Regions from separate parts of the Homo sapiens genome. Here region 2 is linked to region 1. Evidence: chromatin loops called from intact Hi-C (ENCODE). Cell type or tissue: PC-3. All regions are shown on one strand.

Region 1 (8,000 bases):
AAAAATAATTTTTGATGATAGATGACCATGATTTGGGTATATAACTGGGAAGGAGTTAAAAGAATTGATTATCTTTGATATAACAAAGCTTTTTCTATTTCAATCATATTTTGTGAACATGTTTTCTCAGCAGGTACATATATAAGAAAGAAAAAATAGAAGTAGAATTGAAGCTAAGCACTGCCTCATTTTAACAATAAGTAATATTCATCCATGTATAGAGAAGAAGGCTGAAAAAAGAAAGCCCTCCTATGTCATTAACAGATGCATTTCCAATAACATTGCATTTTTGTTATTTATTAAAATTCATATTATATTGGCTGGGTGCGGTGGCTCACGCCTATAATCCCAGCACTTTGGGAGGCTGAGGCAGGCTGATCACGAGGTCAACAGATCGAGACCAACCTGGCCAACATGGTGAAACCCTGTCTCTACTAAAAATACACACATTAGCTGGGCCTGGTGGTGTGCGCCTGTAGTCCCACCTACTCGGGAGGTTGAGGCAGGAGAATCGCTTGAACCTGGGAGGCAGAGGTTGTAGTGAGCCAAGATCGTGCCACTGCACTCCAGCCTGGCAACACAGCAAGACTCTGTCTCAAAAAAAATTCATATTATGATATTTTGATCAATAAAATTGTTTTAATGAATAATATAGAAATTGTTTTTTAACACTTAGAGCTAATGATCACAGGAGGTTTTCAGTTAATTTCAATACCTACACAGTTTTATTACAGTGACTATAATAAGCATGAAGACATATTAGAATAAAATTCCATGGGGGAAGTGGGATGGAAATGCAGATCCAAAGAGAAATAAGAACAATATAAAAGTTCTGATGGCCAAAGAAGACCTGGTTGGCATAATTTTTAAACAAGTGATGGTGGCTAACACATTGTTATAGTATGTATGTTTCACTGGACACATTAAGGAGTATTATTACAATTTTATAACTGTCAAATTTTCAGTATGCCAGAGATTGTACTTTTTGTGATTACTGTTTAAATTCCTGATTTAAAAAAGTGTAGTTGTCAATGTGCTCACACTGCCTCAGCCTCGGCTTAGCCCTCCCCTCGCTGGAATACTCTTCCCCTCCTGGCCAGGACAGTGTGTGCATGGAGGCCCTGGAACTGGTGTGGCCCAGCCATGTACAGAACCCAGGATGGGGCATGTGGTAGGGGTAGGGGCACCCAGGACTTAATGTCTGCATCACAGCTTTGCCAGAGCTGTCCTGACCACACCATTCTCCAACAGCCAAGCAGAGGGAAGTTTCATACCTTCCTTCAGGGATTATGTCCTCCATGTGAGCTGAGGACAGCAACAGGTGGCATCCCTGTTGGGACAAAGAGTCTCCAGGACTTTCAGGCTACAGACCCTTGCAATGTCCTCTACCTTAACCGGTGATGCTTGGATTCCTACAAGAAAGTGTACTAAGGGGCCTGGGCTCACACACATACATGCATACACACACACACACACGTGTATACACACCCACATACCATTTACCCCATCCACTGCACAGCCTACCCTTCCCCCTAGCAAACTCTGGATATGCACTCCAGGGAGAAAGGGAGGGAAGACTTAAGCATACAGGCTAATGGAGAAGACAATCCCTACACAAAGGCTGAGAGAGGGCATCAGAATGCCTACCCCCTCTATCCCCAGTCAAAATGAGGGACAGAATTTGTTTTCTTAAAAAAAATGACGGTTTAAAGGGTCCAGAGCCTGAAATATTTACCATGCTTCTTTAGGACTAGCTGCAACAGAAGAGAACCACTTATATAAATAGCAAGGCCATCATAAAGAAAGCAACGTCTTAGGGAAGAGCAATCCATGAAGGACGCCTGGAGGAAAAGAGATATTTAAATGAGTTTTTGAAGGTGGTTTGAATCTCACAGAGGCTACTAAGCAACAATTCCGATTTTTATTGTCCCCTAGAATGTTCCCTCTGTGGTGAAGAGATAGTATTGAAAATACTAGAGATCGGCTGGAGACAGATAAGCGGAAATTTGGGGAAGGGAAGTGAGAGGGGTGGAGTGGGATGAGAGAAGAAAACTCCTGTCTCAAGTCTAGTAACACTGCCCTACTTCGTTTCATTATCAGAGAAGAACGGGCCTTATAAATGATGACGTTATAAGTCTAAACACCAGCCCCAGGGAAAAGCATCTCAGCTGCCTCGGTAATTATAGATCTGCTTCCTGCCTGCCTTCGAGAGTGATCTATGTGAGCACCGGGAACTGACAAGCAGGAGAACTTTCCTCCAAGACCAGTGAGGTTTTAGCTGTAAAAGCATAACCTGGCACAGTGCTGAGCCTTGTTGGGTTGTCCTGGCTTTGGGCCTCGGTCAGTGAACCCACAGGATGTGGGGCCAGCGGGTCCCTGGACCCAGTGGCACAGCCACGGGGGACCACCAGGCCCACTGCTCAGTCCTCTTCTCCTTGGGTGAAGTGAGCCACAGCAGTGGGTGGTCACCCACTTTCCAGCCCAGTTTGGTCCCTCTCTTCTAGGCACTCTTGGTTCTAGCCCAGCCAGGGGGCTTGCTCTAGCCCAGAACCTCCCTGCCCCTGTGTTGTCCTGCTAAAGCCACTTCCCTCCCAGAAATGCCCTTTGTCTGTACACCCCCATGTCTACCTTCTACCGTTCCGTCAAGCCTTCTCTCTAAAGTCCCCCACCTACCCCCCCGATAAAGCCTTCTCGGAGTCCTTATCCACCCACCCAGCCCTTGAGCTGAAGTCAGCTATCCTCTGAGCTGCAGCCCCTGAGTTCCTGACCTGTAATTCTCTCATGGTTATTTATGTGGTCTGATTGCCCCTCCTAGCCTGGGGCAGGGATTATCAGTTCCTCTTCACTTCAACTCCATGGACATGAGCTGAGCACCTTCAGGGCACCAGGAACTGTGCAGGGTACATTAGTGAGGGCGGGAGACCTGGCCTTACAGCCAGGAGCTAATATCTCCGTAGGAGAACTGAGGCTTAAACAGCCTGGCCAAGGTTGCCAAACAGCCCAGCGCACCACCCTCCATGGCCAAGCTCCACTCTCTCCCTACAGCTGTAGCCCAGAATGTGGTTTAGTACCAGAAGACTGATTTCTCTTTCGCTGTATGCAGACCAACTGTTGACGAGGTGATGGTCCAGGAAGCCGTGGTTGGAAGGAGGTACAGCAAATATTGCTCAGTGCTTAGTCACTGGGCATGGGCCTCCCAGGAATGACAGCTGCACCCTCTGTCATAACATTTTATCTATCTGGAGGCCCAGGAGGGACTCTGGGAGCCAAGATTCCTACTGGCCCCAGCAGAGTACAGGGAGAACATTCAGTTCACAACCAGCAGGTGGTTCCTAACTTTCTGAGAAGGTAATGAAAGTTCTGGATGTTCTCCCCAGAAATGCACAAAAACATATGCACATACTGTTTTGCACACAGCTTCAGGGAATCACCCACCCTCAGAAGCCTATCCATGGAGCCCTGCACTAGTACTTTGATCTAAACTATGGGTCCTTTAGTGTGGGTGCTGAGAAACAATGGGCAAAACATATGTATTCTGGGGAATGGGTGCTCAGAAAATGTTAATGAATGACCTTGACTTTGACCAGGCCAAGATCCTTAATTGTGGTCACTGATGGGTATTTCTTATACTCTCTGCTAGAGCCTGTGTGAGCCCTTAGCTGGAGCTCTCCCAGGGTTCAGGTAGAATAAGCAGCCCACTGCATGGGGGCATCTGTGGGGTTCAGGGAAGGCCCCGCTCCTCAAAAGCCCCTTCCTCGAACAATCTGCCTTTGGACTCACCATCCCTAGAACTCTGCCGTTAGCATAACATCCTTTTGAAGGATCCTTTTGAGTTTACGGAGCCCCTTTGCCCCTCCCAGAAAGAGCTCAGGGGTGAAGGACAGATGTGTACAGAAGAGAAAGGATCTCAGCAAATGAAGGTAGAGAGCAAAGAGACTTCCCAATCTGGACTCAGCCTTCCCTAAGGGTGATATTCAGACCAGGAGCCTGCAGTCTTTAGAAAGTTTGGATTTATCCAAGCTGGAAAGGCTTTCCCAAAAGGGGTGTAGAGGGATGAGGATGCAGATTTATTGGGTTTCTATTATGTGCCAGATGATTTCCACATATTATCTCATTTAATCCTCACAGTGTCAGGAAGAGCAAGTATCATTTTCCGCATTTACAAGTGAGGAAACTGAGGTAAATGTGCCCAAAGTCACACAGCTAGTATGTTGCAGAACCCATAAGCTTTCCTACCATATAATAAATTGAGGGAGTTTTGCTTTATTTTGTTTTAGGACAGAACACAGATTGAGCCTGTGGTCACTTCAGCTGAGAATCAGGGATAATTTGCGGAGACTAAAGTTGCCCTGAATTACCTCAACTTTAGAAACTGGCAAATAGGCAAAAACCCTGTTTCCCATGGAACCAGTACTAGTTTGCACAGTGATCTTGAGAACTAATCATTTTTATTTTTCAGTAGACATACCCTGCAGCTCTTAGGATGCTTATAAAAATCTGGCTGGACACAATGGCTGATGCCTGTAATCCCAGCACTTTGCGGGGCCAAGGCGGGTGGATCACTTGAGGTCAGGAGTTCGAGACCAGCCTGGCCAACATGGTGAAACCCCATCTCTACTAAAAATACAAAAACTAGCTGGGCATGGTGGCGGATGCCTGTAATCCCAGCTACTTGGGAGGCTGAGGCAGGAGAATCGCTTGAATCTGGGAGGAGGATATTGCAGTGAGCCAAGATTACGCCACTGCACTCCAGCCTGGGCAACGGAGTGAGACTCCATCACAAAATATATATATATATATACACATATATATGTGTGTATATATATATATACACACATATATATGTGTATATATATATATATGTGTGTGTGTGTATATATATATATATATATATATATATATATATATATATATATATGAGAAAGTGGAAAGATTTTCCCTAAAGACCTAGGGCCAGGTCTTCCAGAAGCTGGGGATGATGCTGTCACACACACCTCTGCTAGGATGCCGTGTTTGGGAGCCCAGGGGAACTCAGAAGCCAGGCCCCTGCGAATGTGACCAGGGACTTAACTGTCCATACGCTTTATAGTACAAGAAAATCACCAGCCTGGGAAAATATTCACTTCCAACACATTCGTTATTTCAATATTTTTTTTTTGGGAAGTATTTTTATTTACTTTGCCTCTTTGGCTTCTCCTGTTATTTTCAAAAACAAGCATACTCCCATAAATGTGATAGTCATCATGGACATAGCAGCTAACATCCAGGAATCTACTGCAGACTAAAAAGCACTTTCCTTTGAAAGAAAAATTATGATTATGGAACATCATCAAGGCTTTATAAGACAGTCAGTGTTCACATGGACACAGGGAGGGGAACATCACACACCAGGGCCTGTTGCGGGGTAGGGGGCAAGGGGAGGGAGAGCATTAGGACAAATACCTAATGCATGAGGGGCTTAAAACCTAGATGACGGGTTGATGGGTGCGGCAAACCACTATGGCACATATATACCTATGTAACAAACCTGCACATTCTGCACATGTATACCAGAACTTAAAGTAAAAAAAAAAAAAAAAAAAAAAAAAAAGAGTCAGTATTGAAATAAAGATTTTTTTTTTTGTAATAAGCAACTTTTAGTATGTATATTTCCTCCTGTTTCTCTTATGGATAAATTTATTTTTAACTAGATGTTTTAAAATAAATCACTCTCCTAGTGACCTCATTAGACAGGAAAATAGGGACCAACCAGGGCATCTACATGCAAATAAATATTTTTGCACACTAATATTTGCAAACTAATGACTTTTGAGGTCAGTTAGAGAGGTTTCTCAGGCAAAACCATCTGGATAACCTCTCCAAAAAACAAAACCTTTTCCTACTTAATAGAAGGTTCTGCAGTAAACATTCTTGGCACCTCAAGTTGTCTTGTTGCTAATCAGCTATTATTATAGGGGTTCACTGCAGAACAATGTCCTAAAAGCTCTTTATCTCAGTTACATAAGCAGAATGGCATTTCAAAATCTCATTTTTAAAAGGCATTAGTCACCAGTATAACAAAACACATGCTCTGTACCAATAAAATTTAATGTTCAATAAAAAATGCTTGTTTACGTGCATTTTTATATGCCTCTATATAAAAGAAACCATGTTTTCATGAGATGAAGTATTTTCCTTAGGTCAGTGGACACTCCCTCCCATTTCTCTGTCAAAACCCATCCCATCTCATTGTCATCTTCCCTGGAAAGAAGGCAGAAATTCAAGAGAGGAGGAGGAGCAGATTCGGGAGTTATAACTTTGTGATTTGAAGCTAAACGGTAGCTCTGCCTCCCTGCTCACCTGACCCAGTCTGATATGAGTAACTACTGCAGGCAGATAGTTAGAACAAGCTTCATCACATCTCTGCACCCAAACCCACCAGGTTGTGAACCTGCAAGAGGGTCCCCTTCCTCTACGCCAGCAGTAAAGAGAGAACCAGAGCATGCATGAGGACAAGAACAATGATAAAGGGTGGTTTACTTTATTTTTTTTACATTCCCTTTGTTATTCTTAAGTCCAGAGGAATCAATCAAAACAACTGCTTGTTAAATTAAACATTTGCTCCATCCAAAATACTTGACTTGTATGAAGTAGGGTAATAGTTCACTTTAAGCCACTATAGCTCTATTTGATATCTTTAGGCTAAAATTTCTCCTTCAGTCTAATTTAAACTTCCTAATTGAAGTTTATGGACTAGCAGTATCTAATTTTTGCCTGTGTTACTAGGTTTGATGTATTTCTTACACGCATTCAGAATTCACATAGCACAGCATTGTAAAGATAATACTAGGTCATTCACAGACTTGTCTTATGTGCTTAGCAACCATGGGAAAAGGTGGTCAGACTTAAGGGTAGGATCTTGTAGGTAATATTTTTCTTTTTGGTACTATAAACAAAAATGTGTTGTATTAAGTAGTATTTAATTCTAAGAGCTTAAAATTTTATTCAATAACAGGTTAAATGATTCATTAGATACCAAAACCCTAACAAATAAAAGCATTTTAAAATTAAGCTTCATAGTAACAGAGTGGAATCATGAGGACAGAGAAATATGTCCTGGCAACTATTTTTTGTGTTGGCAAACAAGTCCAGCTCCGACTAACTCTTCCTTTTCCTTGCCTGAAAGCCTTTTCAAATTCTAGACAAACTACTTCTCTGTCAGAGTTCAGAAAAAGAATGGAAAAACAAAGCTAAGCTGACACCATTTTTTGCCCATGATGTCATTTTCTGTCTTCCAAAGCCTGTGGGTCTGATTTTGATGTCAGGGTGCGTAACTCCACAGTGACAGCCCCAAATGTATTTGGAGGGGGAAATAGCCTTTCAGCTCCGTGGCATTTTCCCCACGAAGACAAATATAGCCCGGGCTGAAATCACTTAGTGTCAATCAAGGTAACCAGATCAGCTCAGCATTAGTAATGAATTTGGTCACGTGCCCCCACAGAGAGCAGAGTGTGAGATAGCTGAGCACTTGTTCCATGTGACACCCACTGGCTTCTATGTCAGGCCACAGCTCTCCCAGCCTAGCTAGGAAGCAACATGGTAATTTAATCTGCCACCCACTCTAATTACCAAACTCAGAGAATTATCAGGGCTGCCAGGAAAGGGTTTTCAGAGCACTGGGTCTAGGCTTGGTGGCTGGTATGCAAGTCATGCCTGGGGTTGTCATTAGGTTTTGTGGGGTCCAAGGTTTATACAACTTGAGGTCTCTTTTTAAGGAAAAGAATACAAAACTACAAATACAAAATTAGGAGCAGGGCCTGGGAAGGGGACAGTGGAAGTGAGAGGCCCAGAAGCTTGTTTCATTAGCATCATGGTAAAGCCACCTCTGGTTGTCATGGAAACCTAAAGATCATTAGCCTTTTGCCTGTGTCCTGGATTCTGAATTGACTCCATGTTGGTCCATCCTCTCTACTCTTCTGTAATCTTTTGTAGTTTCCCATGTTTCCTCACTTGAAGATGAA
Region 2 (8,000 bases), 120 kb after region 1:
ACAGTAACAAGGATGCAGGCACAGAAAATTGAGCCCCAGATCTGGGTCTGGATGAGGGACTTTTCTTGGCCAGTTTGCATACCAGTTCTGATTAGTTGGCAGTGAGTCCTGGGGCCTAAGGCTGAACAAGATTCTGGTTCTACCTGCTCTTGCAACCTCATCTCTGCCCTTTTTGCTCCTGGAAGACTGGGCTCCTCATGGTTTCCACCACACACTTTGTATATTCTCCACTCTATTCCTTGGCTCTCCTCTGCCTTCTTTTCTCCCACTCCTCATCTCAACATCTGGAATGGAAAGCCCTCCTCACTCTTCTTAGCTTCTTTACGTCTGGCCTTTTCTTCTTGACTCAACTGGTTGGATGCCCCCAACACTTGATTCACCTAAGACTCTAGGAATCTAAGACAAGATTCTAAGACTGATTCCAGAAAAAGACTTTAATGATTGATTGCAAATGTCATCCCAGGCATAGGAGGGAAGAGTAATGGCTTAAATGGCTTGACTATTTCCAAACCAGCAACAAGGTTTGCCTGTAGAACTGGGGCCAGGGTCAGAATGGGAAGAGAATCAAATGGTACCTGAAGTTATTGAGTCCTGATGCGGGACCAGAGTTGCATCAATTCCTCCTGCCGGAGGACAGGACTCATCTGCATAGAAGTGTATACCAGAAATTTAAACTATGAGATGTTGGGGAAAGTGCCTAAAATCCCAATGCTCTCTTCTTCAACTCACCAGTACTTCATTGAAATAGAAGCTGACCTCCTTCAGAACTCGTCAGATTCAATGGATGCAAAGATAATGGGCTTGTCCTTTTTTTCTTGGGATATACTTCTATATGGGGCAGATGGCAACATACTGAACTTGTAGGGGTTATGGGGGGAGAGACTGCCAAAGCTGGACGATCAGGCAGAACTCAACAACCACAGTCTTCAGGCCAAAATGAGCTTCTGGCCATTTATAATTCCTCCAAATTGTAGTGATGCTTGACGTTCCTCAGTTTAAGTGGCAAATTTATGCAATCGGGAAGCATTCTGCAGAAGCAATTGTTGCAGTGAACAAAAAGAGAATTCCAGCTGTTTCAGGTCAATAAAACAAAACAGAACAAAAAACTTACAAAAACCAGGGGACAGGGAAGGGAGATGAAATGAGGATGGAAATGGTAATAAAGAGATTCACTTCCATAATAAGTAACTGGCAAAATATTTGAAATGTATTTATGTATATTTAAAAGCTTCATACCACTACTTGGAAGGTTATCCTGCATGGGAAACCTGTGATAGAAACTGATCGCGTTTTCTCTGAATGACTTTATTGTAAAAAAAAATGTACATTCTTAATGAGGCAAGGGAAGGCGGGAGGATGGACCACAGCAAGAAGGAAGGCAGAGCATCCTGAGGAGTTTGGAGTAGGATTTTATGCAAATCTAATCAGTTAACAAATCAAATCACAATTATTTAACCCATTATCACTGGTCCAGAGTAATGCCAGGCATATTATTCTTATCAACCCCTCACCCTGTCAAGCCCAGGAAAAAATACGTGTGTTTACTTTTATTATTATGCATCCTGTGATGAGCGCCACAGTTGCTAAGTGCATGCAGCACCTTTAACTAAAGAAACTAATTGCAAGCCACTTTCAATATCTCTTGTTTTTTAATTTAATGTCCTCAGAGAGATATAATTGGGCTGGAGGGAAGAATTTTCACTGAAGTCATGAATTTGCTATATAAATACAAACAAGAAAGAAAGCTAATACAGTAAGGGAATATGGGATTAATTTTGAAATTGTCTGATTAGTGGATTGCTGCCCATCAATAATTGCCTTATATTTTCCCAAGGCCCTCTCTTTATTGGAGTCTGGCACCGCATCTGCCCACAGTCTGTCAATCAGCCTGTGCAGCTGGGAGGGTCTGGGGAGACCACAATTGGAAGCCTGCTGGGGCACCTTGTTAGACAAAGCAATATATCCCAGACGTGAAAACACTCCCATCTCAACTCAGCTGCTAACATCTTTACACTCAATCCTCCTGCCTTGGAGCAGGACCTCAATGTGACTAAGTCTGATTTTTAAAAAGGAAAAGAAAAAGTCACAACTGCCTGTTTACATGTATTTTACAGGCCTGGGCTCTACTGGAATTGGAGGTCAGAAACACCTTCCCCCTTGCAGTCGCTAAGTTGCCTAGTAACATCCTTGAGAAGAGCTCTGCAACAGCTGGAATTTTTAAAGCAACATCGGCGTCATGGGGGACACCTAAACACGCTTCAGACATTTAAAAATTAAGAAATATGATCAGAAGGGCTATGAGCAAGTGTGCAGATGGTGGGTTTCTAGCTTAATCAATGCCTAAGATCTGGAATGTTCCTTAAGCTCCAAGAACATTTCCCATCTATCCTCCCCAGGCCTGGTGCTCCCAGGTCCTTAAAGACATGATCACAGAGAAGATAGGAGGGTCTGTTGACTGAACTCACCATAAACATCTTTTCAAACCACATGCACACACACACACACACACACACACACACACACACACACACACACACAAAGCTGCAGCCCTGCTAATGATATGTTTATGCCATGCCCATTTCCAGAAATATTTATTTCTCTCTACCTTGCCAGCAATCAGTCAAAATACACAAAAATGGATTTGCATGTAAAGATGCTTCATTTAGAAGACCAAAAATATGATAATAGAACAAAGATGGCCCAGAGCATGCTTTTTTGTTTTGTTTTCTTATCTTCTACTGTTTTCCTTTTCTGTTTGGTAAGCTGAGCATTTGTTTTAAATTGGGATTTTGTCCTTGTGAGGTAGGAAATAAAATGATCTGGAGCCAAGGTACCTAAACATGAGTTTATTAGTGTCAACCAAAAAGTGACTGAGGCAGATGTCAATTGATTTAGAGGCTGATTTGGCCAAGGTTGAGGATGCACCCAGGAAAGAGACACATGGGTCCCAGTAGGATCTGTGTCCTGCGCTTTTTCCAAAGAGGGTTTTGAGGACTTTGATATTTAAAGAGGAGAGGGAGAAGGAAGTGGAGGAGGAAAGGAAAAAAAGGCGAGAGGGCAGGCAATGAGGCAAGTGGTCACATTCTTGTGAGGCTCTGATTGGCACTCAGTAAAGCTACATTTTACATGTGAGAAGAACGGAGTGGTGGGGAAGTCAAGCATGCATTCCTATCTTGCTCAGTAGATCTACATTCTACATGAGATAAAGTAAACATATAAAACTACAGCTGTTTGGGAACAGAAGGAAGGTAGCTTTTTGCATGACTCAGTTCCCAAGCTTAACTTTCCCTTTGATATAGTGAGTTTGGGATCCTGAGATTTTATTTTCCTTTCACATTAGTCATTGAAAGGCAATTTCCTTTCCTCATCACAGGGGCAGAGGTCTAAAGGACAGAGCTAGCTGCAATCCAGGCCTGCGTGGTAAGAAAGCCAGCCCCTGGAACACTGAATGGCTCACATCCATGTTCACCACAGAAACCTTAGGAATCATCCATTCCTTCCTTCTACTTTCCATTTGGTTTTCAGCCTTGAAGTTGGTCACACCTTCCTCCAGTGTGTCTTCCTCCTGTGTGACTAACGAGAGCAGGTGCTGGTGCTTGGAGCACTAAAATCACCCCTGGTTGGCCAGGTGCGGTGGCTCACGCCTGTAATCCCAACACTTTGGGAGGCCAAGGCAGGTGGATCACGAGGTCAGGAGATCGGGACCGTCCTGGCTAACACGGTAAAACCCCATCTCTACTAAAAACACAAAAAATTAACCCAGCGTGGTGGTGGGCGCCTGTAGTCCCAGCTACTTGGGAGGCTGAGGCAGGAGAATCACTTGAACCCAGGAGGCGAAGGTTGCAGTGAGCCAAGATTGCGCCACTGCACTCCAGCCTGGGCGATAGAGTGAGAGTCCATCTCAAAAATAAATAAATAAATAAAATCACCCCAGGTGGACAGCTCAGTGCCCCGGGGTACACACTTACTGTGGCCTTGCCAATTAGCAGGCCTGGGGCCAGTCTGACATTGTACATCTCCTGTTGGGAGAGAACATGAATATTTAAATCAGAGTTGTTGTGAAGCTTAAGAGATAGAAGGCAGGTGGAAACACATTTTCAGCTCTAGTCTAGAGCGTTCTGTCAAAGTAAGGTGATTTTTTTTATTACTAATTCTTTTCATGACTGGTCATAAGAGTGTTATCAAGGCAGCCGCCTTGGCTGTTTGCTTTGCTTTGGGTGAGTGGGCAGCCACCAGCTTAGGTCACAGGTCCATGGGACTTGTACTTACAATAATGAACTTCCCAGGTGCTGGGCTTGTGGCCCCAGGATGAAGGAGTCTTCCCTGCCTCTGTTTCTCTTTTCAAATATGCTGCCCTTCTAAGGCCTGTCAGACATTGGGCCACTTCTCACTCTGGCTTAAAGGAAATCACAATTTCTTTTCCTTACGAGTTCAAACCTCCAGAAGAGCAAAGCAGCGGCAGGCAAAGTCCTTCTCTCCAGGTACCAAGTTGGCTTTTGGGACCTCTGTAGTGTGTACCTGCTATCCCTGCAAGATGTCCTCAACTTTTTCACAGGCTGATCCCAACACCCTGAGGGGGGCTGAATCTTCTACTTTTTCACATTCTTTCCTCACTTGCAATGCTTCTCTTTTTTCTCTGGGGCCCAAGCCTGCCCTTCTTTAAAGCCACCCCTGACCTCATGGCTTCCAACTGCATCTCCCTCCACTTTCTCCAACCACACTAGCCCTTACTCATCTCCTCCTCCCTGAATCTTGCAGCATTCATGGTTGGTAAAGGTCACTGGACAATGATGACCCTCTATGGTCTTGTTCCTTTCACATTTGTTGAAAATTCTCTATGTGCTAAGCACTGTGCCAGGGCAGATCCAAGCAAGAATATATAAAGTTATACTGTTCCTCATTTTATGCTAGCAATTTTCAATTGCCTGGCCTGATTCTAAGCTCCTAGAGGGCAGGAACCATGTCTTATACTGTATTTTGCAAGGTTCATAGTATCTGTCAATAAATATAGAGTGAATGACTCAGCGACAACCAGTGTTTGGAGAGATCCAAGGAGTGAGCTTAAACCACAGAGAAAATGATCTTGAAAATCAAAATGTTGGTTCCCCAGTCAGGACAGCAACGTCCCTTGCCTCCTAGATGGCCCGCCCCATATTACCAAACACATGGCATTGGGGAAAATCAAAGTGTCACAAAATAGTCATGTCTCCTGTCACAAAATAATCAACTCTGTGGTTCAGGTATAACATGGAAACAGTACTAGGACTGGAGCCATCAGTGTGTTCATTCTAGGTCCAGACACAGGCTCCGTGCTTGTGAAGAGAACCCAGGGCTTCTGACTAGAGCACAAGAAGGCCACCAGGACCTGGGCCAGGGACTAGATCCGTGAGATCTCCAAAGTCCCCATGGGCAGAAGCCTTAAGCCACCAAGATGTAAAACTTGATCCTGGATGGGGGGCTAGGAAACCAAGTGGAGATTCCCACAAAACCATGAGACCAGGAAGGGTGAGCTCAGGTGAGGTCTTCACTTCCAGGTTTGTAAGTGTTGGAGAGCCCTATGGCTGTCCTTGGACCTATCCTCTTCTCCACCTCCCTGAGTAACTCTGTCCAGTCCCATGGCCCTCATCTGATCAACGATGATGCCTATATTTACAGCTCCAGACCCAGACTCTTCCTGAGCTCCAGATACTTGGATATCGGATAAGTATCCCAAAGTCAACACGTCCAAAACACATCTCATGATTCCTATCCCAAACCAGCTCCCTCTCCACATTTCCCTTTCTCAGGAAATAGCATTGCTGTTCAGCCACTCTGGCCAAAATCCTAGGAGTCATTTTTGAGTACTCACTTTTCTCTCACACCCCATATGCAATCCTTCAGCAAGTTCCGTTGGCTCCATACTCAAAAGATACGCTGAATTTGATGGCTTCTCATGACCTTGACCACTACGGCAGTGTATGAAGCCAGCCAACCCCACCTGCCTGGGCTACTGCTGCCGTTTCGTGCGTCTTCTTGCTTCCTCCTTTCTCCTCACTAGTCTGTTCTCCACACAGCAGTCATAGTGATGTTTGAAAACCATAAATCAAACCATGTCACTCCACTACTCAAAATCCTCTCGTGGCTTTACTGTATGCCTAGAATAAGATCCCAAACTCCTCCTGTGGACTACAATGCCCCGCCCAGTGTGGCCTCATTTCCTGCCATGCCTTCCTTGCATACTGTGCTCTGGTCACTTTGACCTTCTTGCTTTTCCTTGAGCCCTGTTTCTTGCCTCTGGACCTTTCTACCTCCTCAGTGTTCTTCTCCTGGGTCTTTGTATAGTTCCAACCTCATTTCACTCTCGTGTCCACCGAAATACCTTCCAAAGAGGATCTAGCCCATCTACTCTCCCTTCCCCATGTCCTCATCACTCTTCACCCCCTTTCCTTGTTCATTTTTCTTCATTGTCACTAACTGAAACTATCTATTTTGCTGTCGTTGTTGACATCTTTCCCATATCAGACCCATGAGGGTAGATATTTTGTCTTTTTTGTTATTTGTTATATCCTTAGGGCTTGAATCGTGTTTGGTACATAAGAGGCACTCAAGGAATATTTGCTGAGTAAATTAGTGAATGGATAAATAACCTCTAAACTTAATGCCATATTACTATACTTATGATCACGTACGTAGTAACTCTCATGGAGTAATTTTTAAAACTAAAAGCCCTAGATTTGTAGGAAGGCCTTTCTTTGTGGGGGAAAAATGGTCCCCAAAAGAAACCAAAACAGTAGAGTTGCTAACAGGACAGTGCAGATGATAAAGAGAATGACTAGTTGCCTTCATAAAGCAAAACTCAGGTTTTGCAAGGTTGAGAAAGTGTGGCTGGGCCTTTCCTCCTCCGCCTCATTCTTGTCTCAAAGTTCCCCTACCCCTGCCCCAAGACCTCTGAACTATTAACACTTGCACCCTAGCTCCAATTTCTTACAGCAGAACTGAGACCACACTGGATCATTTCAACAAGACTTCACCAACTCAGGGAAACTGAAAGAAATGCTTGGTATACAGTGAGCCGGGTGCTGTGAGAGGGCACAGGGGAGGAGGAGGAGGAAAGAGCTCTGGCAATGTCCTTCCCTGAGGGCCAGGCTCACTGGCATTGCAGGATGGCCACTTTGGAGAAGACAATGTAAGGTTTGGGAGGTAGAAGGAGGACTTCAAAATGGAGATGGGAAGGTGCTTATACTTCTAATTGTTTATGTCCATCTTCCTCACCACTCATGAGAGATGAAAACTTGAATCCCAGTTTTTACAAGAAAACACCGTGCTTGGAGGCAGGAGTGGCAACAGGTCTGAGTGCCGCAAAGCTGGTGCTTTTTAATCACCTTGGATCCCCATTCCACGAGGACCCATGGAACCAAGGGCCACTTCTCCAGCTGGGGCCTGAGGAACACCGGAAGTGTCCACTTACAGTCTATGGCTTTAAAAAGCCTACAAACATGTGTGCTGGCTTGTTTTAAAATAAATGGTGTCACCCCTGGTTCCCCATGATTCTCACACCAAAGTGGGAGTGGGGGAGCCCGCAGGGGAAGGAAAGCTCTGAAGCAAAGCTGCTCCCTAACCATAAGGCCAGAACCCAGCTAGAAACATGACTGATGATGTGATAAGAGGGTGCCTGAACCATACGGAATGGAGAACAGGAATTCCAAGGTAACTGGCTGCATCTTAGGAACACAGTTTCCATTTACCCACTTGGAACAGAACAATCTGCAGCATAAAAGGAAAGTAAAATTTGGCAGGGCTCATTGTAAGCTGGTGAGGAGGCATGAGTGGAGAGAATTCCTAAAAGAGATCCTAACTTAATCAATCACTTGAAGCAGGAGGCAAAAAGCTGCTTTCAGAAATAGATCAAAAGGGTTGGATTGGCCCAGGCGTGCACACACCGTATCAATCTCTGGCCCAACCGTGCGAGGCCCCAGGCATCACCTCACAAGCGTGCACAGAGCAGCCTGGTTTTATTTGTA

Evidence for each region. Hi-C counts contacts between places; a loop is a spot of excess contacts. Peaks named below come from ENCODE experiments on the same cell type or tissue, not always from the same donor. Only the 100,000 strongest peaks of a DNase experiment are listed, where the experiment ranks them.
Region 2: a loop joins it to region 1, with 2.0 times the contacts of the local background. A loop is called at or near these places in 1 of 110 quality-filtered maps.

Annotation. Positions count from the first base shown.
Region 1 is chr2:45,235,141-45,243,140 of GRCh38, forward strand. All of the region lies in intron 1 of LINC01121 (long intergenic non-protein coding RNA 1121), which reads right to left. Among named protein-coding and RNA genes, the nearest start is that of LINC01121, 16 kb to the right of the region's middle. In PC-3, CTCF peaks have their summits at 3,327 (motif pointing right) and 3,531; DNase peaks (open chromatin) are centred at 3,181 and 6,221; H3K4me3 peaks cover 299 bases; H3K27ac peaks cover 6,115 bases.
Region 2 is chr2:45,350,780-45,358,779 of GRCh38, forward strand. No RefSeq gene overlaps it. Among named protein-coding and RNA genes, the nearest start is that of LINC01121, 100 kb to the left of the region's middle. In PC-3, no CTCF peak of the experiment used is centred here; a DNase peak (open chromatin) is centred at 3,312; H3K27ac peaks cover 3,448 bases.